Regions from separate parts of the Homo sapiens genome. Here region 2 is linked to region 1. The links are chromatin loops, found by intact Hi-C in ENCODE. Cell type or tissue: GM12878. All regions are shown on one strand. Each heading gives the region's core, and the rest is flanking DNA. Links, peaks and the distances in the headings are about the cores only.

Evidence for each region. Hi-C counts contacts between places; a loop is a spot of excess contacts. Peaks named below come from ENCODE experiments on the same cell type or tissue, not always from the same donor. Only the 100,000 strongest peaks of a DNase experiment are listed, where the experiment ranks them.
Region 2: it touches region 1 in a loop (2.9-fold over the local background); 11 of 110 quality-filtered maps call a loop at or near these places.

The regions. Positions count from the first base shown.
Region 1 is chr2:195,499,198-195,511,342 of GRCh38, reverse strand. No RefSeq gene overlaps it. Among named protein-coding and RNA genes, the nearest start is that of LINC01825, 28 kb to the left of the region's middle. In GM12878, for the core only: no CTCF peak of the experiment used is centred there; a DNase peak (open chromatin) is centred at 5,462.
Region 2 is chr2:195,937,060-195,939,559 of GRCh38, reverse strand. The region is part of intron 19 of DNAH7 (dynein axonemal heavy chain 7); the gene reads left to right. Among named protein-coding and RNA genes, the nearest start is that of DNAH7, 130 kb to the left of the region's middle. In GM12878, for the core only: a CTCF peak has its summit at 1,084 (motif pointing right); no DNase peak of the experiment used is centred there.

The DNA of each region.
Region 1 (12,145 bases), core at 4,099-6,598:
TTGGGCCTCTCTGAACTAATATCAAATAGAATTACATAAAAAATAAAAATGGCCAGAACTTTTGAGAGATTATATTCTGCAACTAAAGTTATCCAGGAATGTGTAACAGCTACGTAATCTCTTTATAAAAAATTTTGAAATAATTTAACGATATATAGATTATTAGGGACCTTCTAAACTTTTAGAACTGATTTTGTTGGCTTCATTAGCTCCTGCCTTGTTTTAACAGGCTTTCTTTGTATATATTGAATTATTGGAGTCAACTAAGTTGGTTAGTATGCTGTGAGGGTCACTACACATGCCCTTTTGTTTAAATTAATCAGCCTCTGCAAAGAAGAAAGACAATTTAATTTTACCAACTGAATCCAGGAGAAAAATGAATACATCAAAGCAAGTGTGAAATTCTTCCCAGTTAGCATGCACAGAGAATGTAGCTAATAATAACCTCGAGTTTTCTGTCAAGCCGGTCAATATATCTCTTTATCCATTATAATCAATATTGTAGCATTCATTCATTCATTATTCATTCACTTACCATTTATTGAAACCTTAAATTTGTGCTCAGTCAGTGCACTGTGAATGGGTATAAAGAGACAACTAAGAATCTGATCATTGTCTGGTGGGAGAGACTGACGTTACAAAGTGCAATGGTACATGCATTCTGTGAGACAGAAATTCATGGAGGAGAACTGGAAGAGATTCACCTGGATAGGTAGCCTGGGGCATAAAGAGTAGGCCTAGGAAGCCCTAAGGACATTAGGATTTATTTTGAGAGATGATGGTTGCTTTGTTAGGGTGACAGCAGGGTGGTGATGAAGAGAGGTCTTAATCTAAATATATTTTAAAGGTGGAGCTAACAAATTTTGTGGCATGAAATCAAAGAGAACATTTTAGATAGGCTTTAAAGATTTTGGAGCCAAGCACAATGACTCATGCCTGTAATCCCAGAACTCAGGGAGGCCAAGGTAGGTGGATGACTTGAATTCAGGAGTTCGAAACCAGCCTGGGCAACCTGACAAAACCCTGTCTTTACAAAAAATACTAAAATTAGCTGGGCATGGTGGCATGTGCCTGTAGTCCCAGGTACTTGGGAGTGTGAGGTGGGAGGATCACCTGAGCCCGAGGAGGTTGAGGCTGCAGTGAGACATGATCGCACCACTGCACTCCAGCCTGAGTGACAGAGTGAGACCCTGACTCCAAAAAGAAAAAAGAAAAAAAAAAGATATTGGCAAGAGCAACTAGGTTGGTGGTGTTATTTACCGAGACTGAGAAGAATTGGCATGATCTAAGTGTGACATGATAATTAGATATCCAAGTGGAGATTGAAAGAGATAGTTGGGGTAAATAAGCTTGGAATTCGGGGGACAGTCTGAATTGGGAATATACATTTGAGTATCCCAAGCATTGAGATGATATTTAAAGCCATAAAACTGGGATAATCCCCTCATTCAGCAAAGTGATGTGTAGAGACTGGGAAGATGAGGAGCCAGCAAGGAGGGCTGAGACCATTAGGGCAGGAGGAGAATCTCAAGAGGGTGTGCTATTCAGGACACCAGACACTTGAGACAGTGTCCAAGGAGGAAGTGATGGACTGTGTCAAAGGCTTGTGACAGATTTAGCAATATGTGGACTAAGTCTGGCAATGTCGATGTCACTGCACCCTTGATAAAAGCATCTTTGGTTGGAGGGTTGGGATAAAAGCCTGATTAAAGTAGGCTCAAGAGAGAATGGAAGGTGAGGAAATGGTGAAAGCATATACAATTAACTTTTTGAAGACATTTGCCTGAAAAAGGAGAGAGGCATGAGGCAGTAGCTGGAAGACTGGAAGTAGCTGGAGAAGAATTTGGGGTTGAGATTTTTCTTTTTGTAAAGAATGGAGACATCTCTGGCTGTTTGCATGCTAACGGAAACAATACAGTGGAGAAAGAAAAAGTAATGGTGCAGAACAGAAGGGGGCATTGTCTAGAGAGAGGTCCTTGAGAAGATGGGATCCATTGCACAGATGGAGAAGCTGGCCTTGAAGCACGAATAGTTCACCCACTGGAACATGAGCAAAAGCAGAGGTGATGGTGTGTGTGCAAACTGGCTAGCATATTAGGTGGTGGGAACATGTTTTAGCATACGTAAGCATAGGCAAATGCAGCAGAATCCTTTTCTCCCTCCTTGGTGAGTTGTATATTTTTTCCTGAAAGCATTGAGTGTTCTCAATCCTGGTTACACTTTAGAACCCCGTGGAAAGCTCTTAAAAAATACTGATTCCTGGGGCCTGTTCCCATAGTTAATTGGTCTGGATACTAATACTAAAAAAAAAAAAAAATCTCTCCAGTGGTTCATTTAGAACCACTAAGTTAGATGGTTTATGTAATATTTTATGTTTAGTGAATGACTAGAAAATCAGATAATTGTTTGTTATGACGGTATCAGTACTGTAAGAAACAGGACTAATATTTCAGGAAAGTGAGCTTATGTGGCAGCAGATTGAGTTCTCCAGAAATCAGTCACCAAGACTGAGATTAGCATGTAGGAAGTTTACTGTGGCAAGAAGGGAAAGGATGCAGGATTGAGCTGGAAGAGAAGTCAAGTGGCAAAGCAGGCCCTGTGATAGCCTCTGCAGACTCCATGGAGAAACTTGGAACTAAAGATGCTCTGTCAGTGTGGCTCTGCATGGGGTTGAAATGACCCAGCCTCCATGTATCAGTCATTGGATGTAGACCTTCTTGAGAAGGGCATTGACCTAGACAAGGAGGCTCTTCGCAGCTGTGCCTGACCCTGAAGGACCTGACAGCTGAAAAAGCTGGGGCAAAAAGGCCTTCCTTGGCTCCAGCCTGACAGTGTCTACTACATTGGTTAATGTTGCAGGTCCACATAGCAGATTCTAGTCTATGAGGCAGGTTAGCTGAAAAATGAACCTCCTCCATGAGTCCTGGAAGGCTCACCAAGAGTTATTTTATTTTATTTTTTTGAGAAACACATGTTTACCAGTTTATGAGTCAGTACTACTATTTTTTGAAAATGTTTGCTACACAAATACACAAACAGTCCACATATCTGATCAACTTTCTTCTAGAACTACAGCCAAAGGAAGATTAGTCTGTAAACATGTGATCACTGGTATGCTTGGCTCGACTTCCTGCAGTGTATTCTCTGATAATACAGAAGTAGTGATACTGTATGGAAGTTTTAGATAATTTTCCTGTCAGTTTACATTTTAATCATATAATAACAGAAAATTATAAAGACAATTGGGAATGAAACCACCTTTGCAAAAATTATAACTGAGGAAATTACAGCAGGAAACTGTCAAACAGAGAAATTTGACATGGCTGACTCCATCTTGTCTGTAGCTCACATGTTGGCTATCTTTGCTCATTCCTGGGCGTGGGCAGAGCTAACTTTGGAAGAAATTAAGTTTATAGTTTAAACAATAGCCCTTCCCCCAAATTAAACTGTTCTTGTAAAACTATTGAAAGGCTACCAAGTTAGGATGAGAGGAGCTTGAATTCTAAATAATTACCAGCCATTATTCTGGAAGTCATAAGATTTGCAACTTCCCCAATTACTCTTGAAGATAACGTGACTATTGTAGAACCTAAAATTGGCCTTTGAGATGTCTTTTCAGGTTTTTGCATTTCTGACAATGGGATGTCCCCACTGGGACCTGACAACCAGTCCTGTGGCCCCCACCCAGGAGCTGAGTCAGCATAAAAGGACAGCTTCAACTCCCTATCAGTTCATCTCTAAGCCAACCAATCTGTGCTCTTGAGTCACTGGCCTGCTACCCACCAAATTATCCTTAAAAACTCCAGTTCCCGAATTCTCTGGGAGACTGATTTGAGTAATAATAAAACTCCAGTCTCTCACACAGCCAGCTCTTCATGAATTAAACTCTTTCTCTATTGCAAGTCCCTTGTCTTGATAAATTGGCCCTGTCTAGGCAGTAGGCAAGGAGAACCCATTGGGCGGTTTCAGGAACATAGAGCAGTGGACAAAAATAGGATGCTTAAAGCCAATGTAAATATTCATGGTAATAAGGAAAGTTTAGAGCAATCTGACCCTGGCATTGGCACTGGCAACAAAGAAGGTGGGAGCACCACGACAAACACAGCTAGAAAATGCACAGAAAAACCAAATTAAAAGAGATTAGATTAAGAGAGATATATAGGAGATGTTTGTTTAAAATATGGAGCTTGCGATTGAGGAGATGTAAATGAATCTACAACATGATGCCTCTTGTAGCCATTATCTTTGCAATGATATTAAAAAAAACCAGACACATTTCAAAGGAGAAAAATCACAAGAAATCTTGCAGCAAAATAGAAGAACATTGTAGATAGAGACAATGCTATCAAAAGCACAGTTCCTACGCAAAGGAAAAATTGCTTGTTGGTCTTTTCAAGGTTAAATAAACTAGAGGTCTTGCTTCTTGCTATGAAGCTTTGAAAAGCTTACTTTGAATGCAGACTCTATCTTAGGAAAAAGGAGGAGGGAAAGAAAAATGCCCTCATAGGAAGGTATATTTTGAATTGACTGAATATTTCTGTGAGAGAGTGTTTTAAGCAAGAAAATGTGAATTAGGTTTAATCAGCAAATTTAAATGCACGTTGCTCTTCCTCCATCAGTGAAATTGGGTCTCATAAAGTGGTTTAATTTAATTATAGAAAATAAAGAACATGGCCTTATTGAACTCTTCTGTGAAGACCATATTAATTTTTTCATGTTACAAATGTATTATTTATCTTATTGAAAAAGAATGATTCTTTTTTTTTTTTTTTTTGAGATGGAGTTTCGTTCTTGTGGCCCAGGCCTGAGTGCAATGGTGCGATCTCAGTTCACCGCAACCTCCGCCTCCTGGGTTCAAGCAATTCTCCTGCCTCAGCCTCCCCAGTAGCTGGGATTACAGGCATGCACCACCACGCCCGGCTAATTTTTTATTTTTAGTAGAGACGGGGTTTCTCCATGTTGGTCAGGCTGGTCTTGAACTCCCGACCTCAGGTGATCTGCCTGCCTCGGCCTTCCAAAGTGCTGGGATTACAGGAGTGAGCCACTGCACCTGTCCGAAAAAGAATGATTCTTAAATGAGTTTAGCATATATTTTTTATGTGATGAAAATTGTATTTACAATAAAATAAAGAACATCAGCCATCTTTATACACTGGAAAAATGATTTAATAAATCTTTCCTTTGAAAGTAAAACACATTGTATCATTGATCATAAGAAACCAGAGATTTTACTCCTCTATAAACTGGTACAGGTTAAATTTATCCACCAGCAAATACCTAAAACTATTTTTCACTCATCAACACTTTTGGCAACATTCTGACAATTATTATTCTGACACAGTTGTTAAAGTTAAAAAAAAAAACAAACCCGAAACCATTGCCATTATAACCCCATACTTAGGTGAATCTCAGTTCTCAAAATATGACACTCATACCCAGAAGGGAAATTGATTAAGTATAAAACCTGATGTATGTTTCAGCAGCCGCAGCAATCATTCATTTTACTGAACTTTCTCAAATTGTTAGTGGTTAGTTTCATTAGTGGTATCATTAGTGCAATAGCTTCTCACCTGTTGATCAGTGAAGGACATAGGAAATTTTTGTTCTTTTATCTGATGGCAAGATATTTTAAACCTTTATATCTTAAGAGAAATTTGGTTATGTCAGGTAGAGGATGGCAAAATTTACACATATTTTAAAGATAAAAAGAACATTAAATTAATTTCCAACTTGTCCAGTTTTTAAGTTAAACTTCTGGACTTAGTAGTATGCTCTCCAGTCTCAACTGTTAGTTGTATTTTGACAGGGAAGTTTGAGAAACAGCGATGTGGTTGCATGGGAGACAAAATTTCATCTTTATCTCCTAAGAGTTTTTGTCTGGGCCTGAGAATTAAATTGACGTAAGACATAAGCAGGAGAAAAACATACATAATTATGTGTTTTACATGACATGGGAGCCCTCATAAGGAAATGAATACCCAAAGAAGTGGCAAAACCTAAATGCTTATATAGTAGGTTGAACAAAGACTAAACTGTGTGGGAAGGCTAAAGGAAGATGAAATCTTGAACGAGGTCTGGCTGTACAGAATTCTCTTGGCCTCAACTCATCCTTGATAAGAATGTTACTTTCCTTCTGGTATAGGGAGGCCATCTTTCACATAGCAATTTCATCTTCTGCTCTTTAGAGAAAGAAGAAGGTCAGAGTTCTTCTTGTATCTGCTTCTTTTCAAGTGCCTCGAGCTCAAAAGAATCCTTATGCCAAGGTGGTATATTTTGTGGTGGCATATTCTGCCACCTCTCATTCTCAAATGGGATCTAGGAGAAATTTTTAAGCAGGGCAGCAGAGTTGTTTTGGGGACTATTAATTTGATGGTCATGAGGTTGTGCTGTGAAATATGGTAACCACTAGCCATACATGGCTATTTAAATTAAAATTCATTAAAACGACATGAAATTAAAAATTGAGTTACTTGGTTACTATAGCCATATTTCGTGTAATATGGCTTCATATTACACAAATAGCTTCATAGCTAGATGTGGTGACTGCATTGGATAGCATTTCCATCATCACAGGAAGTTCTAATGGACAACACTAATATAGAGGGTCAATTGGAGGGAGGAGAAACTAGTAACTAGTAGAAGGAAAAACAATGAAGAATTTATTAATGTAGGCCAGGCCCAGTGGCTGATGCCAATAATCCCAGCACTTTGGGAGGCCGAAACGGGCAGATCACTTGAGGTCAAGAATTTGAGACCAGCCTGGCCAATATGACGAAACCCGTCTCTACTAAAAATACAAAAATTAGCCAGGTGTGGTAGCTCCCGCATGCCTGTAGTCCCAGCTACTCGGGAGGCTGATGTGGGAGAATCGCTTGAACCTGGGAGGCAGAGGTTGTGGTGAGCTGAGATCTGGCCACTGCACTCCAGCCTGGGTGACAGAGCAAGACTCCATCTCAAAAAAAAAAAAAAAAAAAAAAAGTGAATTTATTAATGGCAGAGAGTATTCTTGAGACAAACATTTACACGCCATTATGCTTTTTTTCTTTTTCTTTTGTTTTGTTTTTGTTTTTGTTTTTGTTGTGAGACAGAGTCTCGCTCTGTCGCCAGGCTGGAGTGCAGTGGCGATCTTGGCTCACTGCAGCCTCCAACTCCCGGGTTCAAGCGATTCTCCTGCCTCAGCCTCCCGAGTAGCTGGAATTACAGGTGTGTGCCACCACGCCCAGCTAATTTTTGTATTTTTAATAGAGACGGATTTTCACCATGTTGGCCAGGATGGTCTTGATCTCCTGACCTCGTGATCTGCCTGCCTCGGCCTCCCAAAGTGCTGGGATTACAGGCGTGAGCCACCGTGCCTGGCCTGCTTTTTATTTTTGAGACAGAGTCTTGCTCTGTCACCCAAGTTGGAGTGCAGTGGTGTGATCTTCGCTCACTGCAGCCTCTGCCTCCCGGGTTCAAGTGATTCTCTTGCTTCAGCCTCCTGAGTAGTGGGGATTACAGGCATGTGCCACCACGCCCAGCTTATTTTTTGTATTTTTTTGGTAGAGATGGAGTTTCTCCATGTTGTCCAGGCTGGTCTAAACTCCTGGCCTCAAGTGATCCAGCCGCCTTGGCCTCCCAAAGTGCTGGGATTACAGGTGTGAACCACTGCGCCCGGCCACTGTTAGCCTTTTTTTACTCAATTCCTTTTGCATGTTGTTTTTTTCCTTTTTAACAATCATAGTTTGTAAGGAAGAAAAAAAATGAGAAAGCAATTTACTAAAAAATATTGTAGTTTAGACTTTAAAACATATTTTGTTATAATTACAGAATGTCAGTGGTAGAAATGACCTTCCGTGTCTTCGTGTCTAACCACCCACTTGACTGAATCCACTTTAATTAGTCATTCAGTTTATGGTTGAACACCCTAGGAGGTGAGAGCCCATGGTTTCCTGAGATACAAGATTTTACCTTGGTAGACTGTCTAGGTCGAGTCTGTTCTAAAGTGACGGATCCAGTCTTCTTGAAAGCTCAGAGCAAGAAGTCATGAGTACTGGCTGCCAGTCAGGGAAGAAACGGAGCCAGAGTCCGAAGGAACCCTGCTTTTTGGTCCAAGGTTCCAACCCTAAGAACACAGGCAGTCTCTGTCCTCTCTGTTTTCAACCTCACCTTTAAACAGAAAAAAAAGAGCATGGGCAAGGACTCACAGGCTAAAACTGATATGGGTTAATACGCTTTGAAATATTTAAAGTGCTGTACACGTAGAAGTTTTTATTATTACACAGCCATGGGGAATTGTAGTGACAAAATGAAGTCCAGGAAAGCTGACATTATGGTAGTGGAAACCCTTAGGGAGCTTAAGGTTATTGTTTCAGCAGGGCTGGCTTATAAAAGAAACTTGTTAAAGAATAAGACATAAGGTTATATGGGGTTATCAGAACATGTGTACATAAAGATGAATATATTCCTGGCCTAGGGGCTCAGAAAAAGGCACCTCCTTAAATATACGTCTTATTACTGGCTCAGGTGAGAACTTGAAAAATCCAGGTATATAATGCATTATAAAAAGTCTTGAGACAAGTAGACTTGGAGAATGAAACACTGCTATAAAACAAAATCCTAACATTTCTATTCAGCTTTCCATAAAGGGAAAAAGAACAAAAAGTTCATTTTCCACAGGTAAAGGCAATGACTAAGCTGACAGAATTTGTATTTTAATGAATAAAAATTTACCGAGGTGCTTGATTATATTATCCCATAAAAAATTTAGAAACAAATGTCTACAAATCCTGAACTTTGCTCTCTTTTTGTTGAGATGAAGGGAAGAAAAACTGCTGGTTTTCAAATTGGGACTAACACTGTGACAAAAAAAGGTATATGAAATTAAAGTACATTGTTAGAATTTGCCTATGCAGTTTGCTTTGGTTTTTGAAACTGTCCTCATTTATGAAACAATAATAATATATGTATAATCTCCTGGGTGCAGTGAAGACATTAAAATAAAGTAGAATTGCAGGTGATTTCCTTCAAATGTTTAAAATCTTTCTCTTATGAAAAAGGGACTGGTCTTCCAAAGCCCTCGCTCTTTATCTAACAAGCTGCTCTATGTCTACTGTTAGACACTCACTTTTCTTGACCTCAGGTTTCTCATCCATAAAATTCAGGATTTGGCTAGGTAAGCTCTGAAATGCCAATTTCACAGCAATAACTGTTTAATCCTTTACGAAGTCCATTTACTTATCTTTATTTTTCAGATCATAGTTAATTTTTACAAAATTCTGTTAGATATTATTCTTACACCATTTTACAGGTCTGACTTTGAGAGTGGGCAAGTCACATATTCTATTTCACAGCTTGTGCAGGAGACAAAGCCAGGACTTGGTTCACGCCCACGACACCACTGACCGTGTGCTTTCTCAGCACCGAATCACCTGTGTATCACCTGTGTGGCAAGACCTATGATTAACGAAAACAAATTTCTCAACCTGTTAGCGGTCACAGAGCATAGCTGGAGAAAGTAGCTCTCAAATACTATTTTTCATGTCTTTTATTTCTTAAAGGGCCACAGTAAGGCAAAATAAAGGCAAATTTTCTGTTTCAAATGGTAGTAATGATGTGAGTAGCTCAGCCGAGCTTGTCTAAAAATCCTTTGATCATTCAACTTTGTGTGCCATCAGTTTGCTTTTATTAAACTCTTTTTTTTTAATTTTGAGATAATTGTAGATGTACAGGCAGTTGTAAGAAATAATACACAGAAATTCCATGTACCCTTCATCCAGTTTCCTCTATTGTAATTCCTACATTACTGTGATACAAAAGCACAAACAAGAAACTGATGTGGAGACGACCCATTCACATTCAGATTTTACCAGCTTTCCATGCACTTACTTGTGGGTGTGTGTGTATTTTGTCTATGTATTTTGCCCTATGCAATTTATGACCTGGGTACATTCATGTGACGACCACCACAGTCAAGATACAGAAGAATTCCATTGCAAGGAACCCTCATGCTATCCTTGCATAGCCACCTAACTTCAATTCTTGGCAGCCACTAATTTGCTTTCCATTATTTTGTCATGTCAAGAATGTAATACAAATGGGATTATATAGTATGTAACCTTTTAAGATGGACTTTTAGATGGGCTTTTTCTTCACTCAGCATAATTTTCTTGAGATCTATCTAAGTTGATTAGTGTATCAATTCCTTTCCATTACTGCGTAGTAGTCTATGGCTTGATGAACCACAATCTGTTTAACTGCTCATGCATGGAAAGACATTTGGATGGCTTCCAGTTTTTGTCTATTATGAACAAAGCTGCTATGAATATTCATGTACAGGGTTTGTGTGAACGTAAATGTTCATTTCTCTGGGATAAATGTCCAAGAGTGCAATTTGTGGTTCATATGGTAAGTGCATCTTTAGTTTTGTAAGAGACTGCCATACTCTTTTCCAGGATGATTGTATCATTTTACAGTCCCATCAGCAATGCACGAGTGGTCCAGTTTCTCAGTATTTTTGCCGGAATCTAGGGCCTTGTCTAGGGAAGACCCTCTAGTCTACAAACTGGGTAAGGAAGGGAGCCGCTGACTGCTCAGCTGCACTCATCTGGAATTTAGCCTCTGCAACATGGATCTGGAGAAAGGATGAGAAATGATGGTGGACTGCCCCTCCTGGGGAGATAAAGGGAGAAGGATTCCCGTGTTCTTGGCTGTACCCATCCAAAGTGAAATTTTTTTTCACTGAGGTAGGAGGGGGAGGGTGAGAGTGGGCTGTAGTTCACATGTCACAGACTCAAAGAGGTAGTTTTTTTTTTTTTTGGTAATTTTACTAGTTATGGTTTTTCTTTGTGGAGTAGGTCTGCAGAGGCCTTCAAGCCCTTCATTTCTGAAAGTGGAACCTAGTACTGTTGAGTTGGAGAATTTTAAATATATTTGATATTACAAGTCCTTTGTCAGAGATGTGAGATGTGATTTACAAATATTTTTTCCTAGTCTGCTGCTTGTCTTTTCATATTCTTAACAGAGACTTTCACCAAGCAAAAAATTTTAATTTTGAACCGGCTCAATTTATTTATTTATTTATTTAATAGATTGTGTTGTTAGTATCAAATCTAAGAACTCTTCATTTAGCTTATGGTCCTGAATATTTTCTCCTGTATTTTTCTTAAAATTTTGATAGTTTTACTTTTACATTTAAATGTATGATCATTTTGAGTTGATTTTTGTGTAAGTTATGAAGATTAGGTTGAGGATTTTTTTTTTTATTTTTTTTGCCTATAAATGTCTAATTGCTCCAGCACTATTTGTTGAAAGGGCTATTCTTTCTCCATTGATGGCTTTTGCATCTTAAAAAAAAAAACAGTCAGACATATTTGTGTGGGCCTATTTCTAGGTTTTCTGTTCTGTGGATCTACGCACTTATCCCTCCACTAACACCACATTATTTTGATTACTGTAGCTATACAGGAAGCTGTAATATTGGGTGGAGCGATTCCTGTCATTTTACTCTTCTTTTGCAAAATTATTTCGGCTTCTTGTGCCCATAAGCCTGTCTGTATCTATGAAACACCTTGTTGGGATTTTGTTAGGAATTACATTAAAGCTATAGATCAATTTGGGGAGAATGGACATCTTTACTATGTCAATCCACTTTTGAATTAATGGAACATTCCATTCATTTTTGCTGTTTTTACGAATATAAGTAAAGAATACAAATAAAGTAAAGAAGCTTTCCATCTAATTCATAGTAAAAATACATTGGTATCAATTTACTTACTTAAAAAAGTAAGAGTATTTTTTTTCTCCCGAAATCTTTGGGTTGATTTAATTTTCTACATTAATGTTTACAAGCAGAACTTTTGTTTCTATATAGACACAGCCATGGATAATCATAACAACTGTGACTCTACCTCCTTCAAATAAATGCTTGAATTCAATTTCCCCGCCAATGCCTGGTAGTAAAGGCTAAGTTAGCTAAATAGGAGTAGTTGGCCATACAATAACTAAACATTCTTCTGAGTAAAGAAAAGTCTGGAACGCAGATTACTTAGCCAAATGACTCATGGATTGTGGCCCTCCAGAGAAAACTGAGAGCACATTAAACCTTCTAAAGCTCTTTGGGATGGGAAAAAGTGTTGCTAAAAAAGGATTTTTACTATATCCTCCCTTT
Region 2 (2,500 bases), core at 1-2,500, 430 kb before region 1:
TTCTAGTAGCTTCCTGTTACAACATCTTATTGCTATGTTCTGAGGACATAGCTATGAAGTACCAGCCTTCTGTGACATGGAGGCTTGTACATTCCTTGAGTTTCCCTGTATGAGCCCAAGTGCAGTTCATCCTGCATTTGCTGAAGCACTCAACATGGAATGGTGACTCTGTACCAGGATTTGATGGCGATTCTTAGAGGAATTTAAAGTCAGTGTTATTTTACTATGATAAATACCTTTCTTGAAGGATGGAAGATTATAAAATGTTCATTTTAACTCCATAAAACATGGAGTGATGTAAATGCTTCATTTTCCCCTTTCCCCAGAGTCAATCCTTCCCCACCTGCACTCTTTCTAACAGACAATTTTGGGGTGAGGAGAAGGAAAGGGGGAGTAAAAGGGTCGCTTCAAGTGTCTGTGTGTTTTAGACACCATATTAGTCACTTCAAATACATTATCTAATTTAGTCCTCATACCGATTTTGAGAGAGGGCTTTTATCCCCATTTTCAAGATAATAAAAAAGGGACTCAGATTAAGCAGATGATCTAAGGTCGCACAGGTAGTGGGGAATAGAGTGTGGACAGACACCAAGTCTGTTCAACTTGGGCCCCTTTCTTTATCTGATACAGTCTTTATTATGTTTGTCTTCTCACTGGGAGAGAGTAAAGGTAGTTGAGTTGCCAGTCATAAGATGATTACTTTTATTTTAAAATCTTAAATCCATATACAAAGATACATAGATTATTGCCTGTGTTCATTTAAAAGTAGCATATTTGGTTCAGAGTTATTAAGCTAATCTGGTTAAATAGGTTTGACCCTGGAAATTCAATAATAAAAAAAGTTTACCTGAATGCTCTTTCCATGGTTTGTTGTTGTTTGTTTGTTATTTTGGCAATTATAATATTTAGCAAATGGAATATACTGGTTTAAATAACTGAGTTTTTAGCTTTCAAATCTTAGATTAAGAATGGAAACATTGCAATAATTTTTTTGGTTGAGAATAACAAATACTGTTCATGTGTGAAAGGAGTTTTTTACATTTATTAGCCACAATTCAGCTTTTTTCCCCAAACAAATACAGGCATACTTTTCCAGAAGGTGGCACTCTAAGAACATTATTTTGATATTTGGATTTAGGCGAACATGATGGCCTGAGTCTGTTATGCTGTGTGTGTTTGTGTGTGTGTGTGTGTGTGTGTGTGTGTGTGTGTGTGAATGTCTATTTGAAACATAAAACAAGAAGCATAATAAAATTCCTTTTAAAAATTATGCACCTTTAAAGATAAATTGATCTAATTATATTATATGATTTATATATTCATGTTTTATTGAGGAAACAAGTAATGATAATTATTTTCTTTGATTAAATTGCTGTTTCCAAATTGCATTGTTGTAATCCAAAAAAAGCAAAAATTGTATCTTTCCTTTTCAGACACATTCAAAGTATGTTCACAAAAACATACTTTAGAGACTCCTGCAATTGAATAAAATTCCTATAGGAAAAAATTTACTGGTTACATTTTTGGTTATCTCTCAGTCATGGCTAAATACCAAAAATATCTAATTAGTTAATCTTGAAATTTAGTATTTAGTTTTTAACAATATTCTCTTGATTTAATTTCATATAAATTTCCTAAAATGCCCTGTTACATTAATAAATGTCTGGTGTATTTTCATGAGGTGTGCTACTTGGCGATTGAAATCTCTGTTGTGTTAGCACCTTTTTTGTTTTTTCAACACCTTCAAGCTTATTAAGTAAAGAACTTTCCTTACATTGTCAATGATGTCAGTGGTGAACACTGACTTTGGAATTATAAGACCAAGAATAGACCCAGATGACATCAACCATGTGTTAAAGAAAAAAAAGTAAAAAGAATTCTATTTCAACTATATCTAGGCTGTATTTTTATATGTATTTCTAAAGATTTTCATAAACTTGGTGGTTACTGTATAGATATTTTGAGAAATCAATAAACTCTATTTACTTTTTTTAAAAAATATGAGTTCTTTAAGATCAGCTTTTGGTTATAATTCTTATTTTGAATACACAGGATAAAAGAAAGCTCTTTTAAAAATATTTGATTGTGTTTGAATCACTTTAAAGCAAACAGCTCACAGTGACACTTTCAAGTGAGAATGTTCACCATGCCTTAAAGGTGGAACAGTCTGTCTCTAGAGAGTTCAGGAAGAGCACACCTTGAACTTCAGTCCTTCAGCAAGAAGTGTTATAAAGTAGTTTCAAGGGTCATTGTTTACAATGTAAGATCTTCTTAGAAAGCTTTCTTCCTCATTTCCTCAACCCTTACTTTTTTCTCTGTAGTTATAAAACAGGGATTCTGTTATGTTATTATTATTCATAACAATAAAATTCAAAATAATAATTATAATGATGACTTATTGTTTAGAATTCTTTTCCTCAAAGAATAAAATACAAAAGAAAATATCTCATACCAGTTTGTTTCCACTGTCCTTCTTGTGAGTTCAGGCAGTGTTCTCTCT